Regions from separate parts of the Homo sapiens genome. Here region 2 is linked to region 1. A link is a contact called in ENCODE Hi-C or POLR2A ChIA-PET data. All regions are on one chromosome and are shown on one strand. Each heading gives the region's core, a stretch centred on a gene start or an enhancer-like site at or near the end of the contact. The rest is flanking DNA. Distances are from core to core; before and after follow the strand shown.

The links. A loop is a pair of places that touch in the nucleus more often than their neighbours do. ChIA-PET counts read pairs that join two places held with the same protein, here RNA polymerase II (POLR2A). Pooled maps may share reads with other maps.
Region 2: a loop to region 1 is called in a map with no recorded cell type, with 5 times the contacts of the local background. The contact joins two enhancer-like sites. A Hi-C loop is called at or near these places in 6 of 37 single-sample maps with no recorded cell type and 5 of 50 pooled maps. POLR2A ChIA-PET finds 5 or more read pairs at or near these places in 1 of 52 experiments (GM12878).

The regions. Positions count from the first base shown.
Region 1 is chr7:138,022,488-138,025,508 of GRCh38, reverse strand. It overlaps the pseudogene LOC100128052. Among named protein-coding and RNA genes, the nearest start is that of CREB3L2, 22 kb to the right of the region's middle. Within about 2 kb of position 1,333, at least 3 of the 41 ENCODE cell types and tissues checked have a DNase peak (open chromatin) inside an H3K27ac peak, as active enhancers do; they include GM12878, where a contact is called at or near this core.
Region 2 is chr7:137,985,008-137,988,389 of GRCh38, reverse strand. All of the region lies in intron 1 of CREB3L2 (cAMP responsive element binding protein 3 like 2), which reads left to right. Among named protein-coding and RNA genes, the nearest start is that of CREB3L2, 15 kb to the left of the region's middle. RefSeq lists enhancers at 358-467, 1,600-1,669, 2,000-2,149. Within about 2 kb of position 1,774, at least 14 of the 41 ENCODE cell types and tissues checked have a DNase peak (open chromatin) inside an H3K27ac peak, as active enhancers do; they include GM12878, where a contact is called at or near this core.

The DNA of each region.
Region 1 (3,021 bases), core at 84-2,583:
AAACAACTATACTGCCATAAATTAAGTACACTTACAAATAGTTTTCAAATTCTGAGGAAACCAGGTAGACAGAAAGAAATACGCTCTAAATTTTACTCTCAAGAATGTAATTTACCCAGTTGCTAAAAGCTGCAAACAGTACAAAAGACAAAAGGTTTTCTGAACTCTGTGAAACAAAAGAATTAGCAATGTTTCAAACAAAAAGTTGTAAAAAGACTATTTTGGTCTTCCATTAGTTCAGTCTATGTAATTAACTCCTGTCCTGCTTGACATTTATGAACACATTAACTCTCTATGGCAGTCTTGGAAGTTTTTCCCTCTATTCTAATGTCACAATTTTCAAAGTTATCAGAAACTTAAATTCCAGGGCAACTCTCAGAGTCCTATAGCTGATTATAAAACTGCCTATGAAAAGAATCAGAGTGAAATAACAATTGGCAACTGCATACAGAGGGGTTTGAGGCTCCCTTTCCTTTGGGGATTGCCACCTCTCTCCCCTAGCCTAACAAATAACTCTGCTCACCGCCACTCAGGCCTGCAAAATGAACACCAGGCCACCGGGGCCTGAAGAGTACTGGAGCAAGGGGGTTGCTCGTGGCAGGGTCAGGGGAGGGGCTGCCCAGGCCGAGTGAGGGGCTAAAGTCTCAGAACAGCTGTGGTTAAAGTCTGATCACCTTATGGCACAAAACAATTTAACATAACAATTATAATTGTTACTGATAATATATAGACATATCAGAATTATAGGACATATCAGAATTATGGGAATCCTATACAATTTTGGAACACATGCTAATAATATATTTATATGAATATGACCCAAAGAAAGTTTAAACACCATTTTATATTTGGCAATATTTTTTGTATGGTTTTAGTATGCCAAATAAGCCAAATATGTCTCTTTTGGACTTTAGGGTACCTAATATCTAAAAGAGTTAGCCAGATCAAAGAAAAAGCTTAATTTAGAAGTTGACTTTGGAAAGTTTGTCAAATATCAAAGGTTTAAACACTTACTATTACAAAATAGAATCCCAGGTCACTATATGTCATTTATTTAGCCAATGATATCCCTCCTTCTCAGGATGAAGATATATTCCTATCTTATGAAAACATTCAAGTAACACCCTGGACATTTTCATGTTACTCTCTTTTTTAGTACCTGGTGATTGGCTTTGGTTAGATTTTCTATTTTAACCAATGCTTCTTCCTGTTCTTTCATTTTTAGCTTCTCTTTCAGTTTCTCTGCTTTGAACAGTTAGGTACAGTCATTAAATAGCTTTTGGTTCATCTGCATGAAGAGCTTCAGTGTGTTGGATATCAAGCCATGTATTGTCTTGTTCCAATGGGTCTTTGAATTGCAGTACAAGCATGGAAACATGATCAGCAGAATCTTTGCTGCGCTGTTACTGATTAAGCTCATAATGTATTCATTATTCCGGTAATAGAGCGCTTGCTCTGCCACCTGGAAGTGTGAGCTGGAGACACATTTGGCTAGCTGCCAGAAGAGAGGTTCCATGATCTTCCAAATTCCAATGGTTCAATTATATCTAAAATTTCTTCTAATTTGTTTAAGAAAATTACTTCTTTTGGACTGTAAGTCTTTGGCCCATATTTGAGAAGTGCCATCACCATTGATGCAGTGAGGGTGCTATCCTTTTCTAAAAACTGTACTACACAATATGCCAGCTGGGGATGGTAGACTCTCAGAGATTTCACTTTGTGCAAAGGTATAGCACCTTGACTAAGAAAATCTGTGCTCTTCTTTTAGTGGTAAAACAAATCCATTAATCATATTTCCCAATATATCTAGTAACTCTGCTATGTCATCATGATGCTCTGTTTCATAAATAAACCTATAAAATATATTATGTATCTGTTTTCTGATATAAGCTCTCAAGCCCAAGAATTTCCCATAGATTCTGCAAAGGCTGATTTTAGAAAAAGCTCTCTCCCAGGCCAGGCACGTGGCTTACACCTGTAATCTCAGCACTTTGGGAGAGTGAGGTGGGTAGATCACTTGAGGCCAAGTGTTCAAGACCAGCCTGAGCAACATGGTGAAACCCTGTCTCTGTAAAAAAAATACTAAAATTAGCCAGGTGTGGTGGCACGTGCCTGTAGTCCCAGTTACTCAGGAGGCTGAGGTGGGAGAATTGCTTGAACCTGGGAAGCGGAGGTTGCAGTCAGTGAACTATAATTGTGCCACTGCACTCCAGCCTGGGTGAGAGAGCAAAACTCGGTCTCAAAACAAACAAACAAAAAACTAAACAACAACAAAAAACTTCCCTGAGGATCTTCACTGTCAAAGCACTCTAAAAGCTGCAATACAAACTTCTGATCAATATATTTCTTTGCTGTATTAGGTTGGAAATCTGGAAACTCTAAAAATCTTTTTTTTTTTTTTTTTGAGATGGAGTCTCGCTCTGTCACCCAGGCTGGAGTGCAGTGGTGTGATCTCGGCTCACTGCAAGCTCCGCCACCCGGGTTCACGCCGTTCTCCTGCCTCAGCCTCCTGAGTAGCTGGGACTACAGGTGCCCGCCACCACGCCCGGCTAATTTTTTGTATTTTTAGTAGAGACGGGGTTTCACCGTGTTAGCCAGGATGGTCTCAATCTCCTGACCTTGTGATCCACCCGCGTTGGCCTCCCAAAGTGCTGGGATTACAGGTGTGAGCCACCGTGCCCGGCCTCTAAAAATCTGAAGAAAAATTCATAAACGAGCTGTAAATGGGGCCAAGTTGCTTCTAACATTGGTTTGTTTTTCTCTGGGCCAGATTCAGCTCCTGGACGATAGAAGGTGGTAATGTTTGAAACATGTCAACTTCAAACATATGGACTACTTCTGGGTAAACAGGCTCTGTGATCCTATTCCAATGATGGGTGATAAATTCTTCCATTTCACTTAAAGTAGCTCATTGTTCTTCCTTCCACTTTAAGTCATTTCATGGATCAGAAACAAAGTGGAAGAGGACACAACACTGATGTAACTTCCAAATAAAAAGTGTCTCTTGATCAGCAGGAGGAA
Region 2 (3,382 bases), core at 525-3,024, 38 kb after region 1:
AGGAACATTAAGTAAATAATTGTAGCTTCAAAGAAAATGAGCAGCTGCTGGCAATGCCCAGGTTTCAGGACCCGCAAAGGCACTCTGGCCAGACACATCCCTGCTCCCCTCTTGTGCCTCCCACGTGCCGTGGCTGGATTCTGGGTTCTGCCCTTGCTCTCTGTTTCACTGAATCTCTGTTCCTGTCATGGCCCTCAGGCCTGTCAGGGACATGAGGAACAGGTGTGGGAGGAGGAAGCCCTTCAGCTGGGCCTGAGGTCGGGCATGTGAGTACTGAGGACAGAGGTGGGTGCAGAGGAAGGAGAATTCTGCCTCAGACTGCACAGGGAGGAAAGGGCCACCCTTCACAGCCCAGAGCAGAGCAGGCTCTTTGAAGGAGACACAGAGTTTAGGATTCACTCCACAGTTTAGCTGTGTGGTGAATTAAATGGGTTTCTGAGGCCTGACTGGGAAACAGATGACTTTTTATCACATTATGTCAGTAAGAAAATGTCTTGTGAGTTTGAACCACCCGTGTTACAAACTTTTAAAAAAGGTAGAGAAAGGTGTGGTGGCTTATGTCTATAGTCCCAGCTACTTGCAGGAGGCCGGGGTGGGAGGATCGCCTGAGCCCAGGAGGTTGAGGCTGCAGTGAGCCATGATTGTGCCACTGTGCGCCACTCTGGGCAACAGAGCCAGATCCTGTCTCTCCAAAAACAGAAAGCATTTTAGAGCAGTTTTATGTTCACAGCAAAATTGAGCAGAAATACAAAAAGCTCCCGTGTATCTCTTGTCTCCCCAACACACAAAACCTGTCCCACCATCAGCATCCTGCTATTACAGACTTTTGGCATATGGAGTCATAAGCTGGGGTCACCTGTGGCAGCTTTTGATTTAAACTTAATTTTTAGAGATTAGTCACAGATAAGCCTCCCTTTGTAGTCCAGCAAGAAGCCAGATTGGCCACAAAAGCCTTGAACACCGAAGACTGTATCCTGTTTTTTGTTTTTTGTTTTTTTTTGCTACTGAAAACTTATTCAAACGACTAGGCACAGACCTATAGATTTCAGTACCATTAAAAAGTCAAACTGTGGTGCGGCATTTCCCTCCCTCTTTCCAGTTACAGATGACTTAGGCAGTAGATGTTATCCTTTGGAAAGAGATGGGATCTAGTGAGGAAACAGTATATATTTTTTGTAACCAAAGAACCTGACTCCGATCTTTGTAGTTTTGACTTTTTACTTCCTACCCCTGAATGGTATTCATTTCTGAGGCACTGCCAGGAATTGTTTTTCTGGTTCCACTCTGGGTTTGCAAGCTTTCTCTCCAGGCTCTCCTGCAGCCCAAGACCCATGTTGGAGCCGCTGGGAGAGCTGGGGCAGTGGGCTGAGGAGGCCAAGGCCCAAACCAGCTCCAGGCGAACAGCTGCAGCACAGCTGTGATGTTACCTGCATGGTGCAGTGGGGTCGCCCTTGGGCTCGAGGCATCATGTTCTAAGGCAGTCTTCACAGACACGTTTTCTTGTGTGCTAAGAGAGGGGCAGAAACGTAGCTGCCAAAAAACCATTTGGTTTCTCAGCTGTGTTTACAAGCTGAGGAACATGAGGCACGTCGAAATCCAGTGTTTCCTTTTGACTGAAATACAGACTTCTAGGAGGACACTGAAATGAGGGTGGGATGGCTGGGTAGATGGAGCATGAGGAAGTTTCAGCTTCTTATTCCCACCCTCCCAGTTTCGGTGTGGGATTCTGACTGTCCTCTTGTCTGCAGATTGCTCAACCACTGGAAAAGGCAGTTGGTAGGAGGAGCAGGGATTTTGCGGTCAGCACAACTTCATAGCCCTTATCACCACTGGCAAATGATTTCTTTAGTATCCCCGAGCCCTGCTGTCATGGCAGTCATGGAAAATGATGATATCTGCATGGTGCTTTGTGTCAAAGTAATGGATGAGCCTAATCATAGTGGGTGGAATCCATCTCAGGGGTGCAGTCGCTCCAGCCTCTGCTGCCAACTTGCCCTCCTTCCCAGTCCCATGGAGCTGGGGCACTCCCCGGCATACCTGTTGGGAAGCCCTGATAAGTGTGCTTGTCTGTTTTCTCGTCTAACAAAATGGAAACACCGTGAAAGCAGAGACTTTCTTTTATTCACTGCTGTTTATCTCCAGCTAACAGAACAGTGCTGTGCGCATGGTAGGTGTCCAGTAAAATGTTTGGTGAATGAATGGATGAACAAATGAATGAGTCTAGGCTTACAATCTGGTTCTGGCTCTCCCTACTGTGAGCACCTTTCTGAGACTGTTTCACAAGGCCATGGTGGAGGAAGATAAATGACATAAGTAAAGTGTCACTATGTCTGGTTTGTGGCCGCTAGATGGGGGATATTCGGTTCCTTTCTTCTATTTTTTTTTCTCCAATAGTTTCTGAGAGGCCTAGGAAGAAAATTTTTGCTGCATTCTGAACTCATGGATAAAATGAGTAAATAGAATAAGACCTCTGAATTGTGGCCTAATTGTGAAAGGCATTTAGGGAAAAAGACCTGAAATATTTCTTCAGTTCTTACCTGAATCCTCTTAGGTTCAACGCCTGGTATTGATTTGCATGACTGAATTAACACTTCAAATTTTCAGGCACCTGCTTCTGAGGAACTGAAATGTTTTTGTCAGTTTTGAGGGGGTGGGTTGGCAGCAGGTGTTAGCACTCTTTAAGTTACAAGAGGGAAGACAAGAAGGGGACGGCTTGTTCCATGTCCCTGTCATTTCCTGAAACACCATCTATCACTGGACACTGAGGTCACTTACATTATTTTTTCCTAATGAAAATAGTCTTTCTGGGGCTGATTGTGACCTGTTTAGGGGTCTGTTAACAGCAGGAAGGTGAGTAGGGGACAGCAGGATGGCACTGAGCAGTCCTGGTAGGGCTACTGCCTGCAGTGTCAGGGACAAGCTGAAGCGCTCTCCATCCACGAGGCCTGGGGCTTCCTGGCAGAGCACCTTTGGAATGCTGTCCATACACTGCAGCAAAGGCATTTAAGCCACGTTCTTCCTCCGACCCCTGGCCTGAACTGCGTCTAGCCTTGGCTGTTCCCAAGCAGTTGATGTACATATTGTTGAGCGAGAGAACCTCTCTGAGTCCTGCTTTCTTGGGAATCAGGTTCTAAGTTGCTCTCCTGTGCCTTCCATTTATCTGGACCAACTAGCATTTTATCAAACAGAGGTTATATGGAGATTCTGGCGTGTGAATGGGCCCCCTTCCCCCTTTCCATAATGTCTTATTATTGCTTTGGCAATTGCAGTAGGTCTTTGAAGAGGGAGCTGACTGAAAACTGTGCCCAAATCTCAATGTCTCTTGGAAGTTAAGTTACACATTTTTATTTTAAGTAAAAGCAAAAGAAAACAAACAAAACCC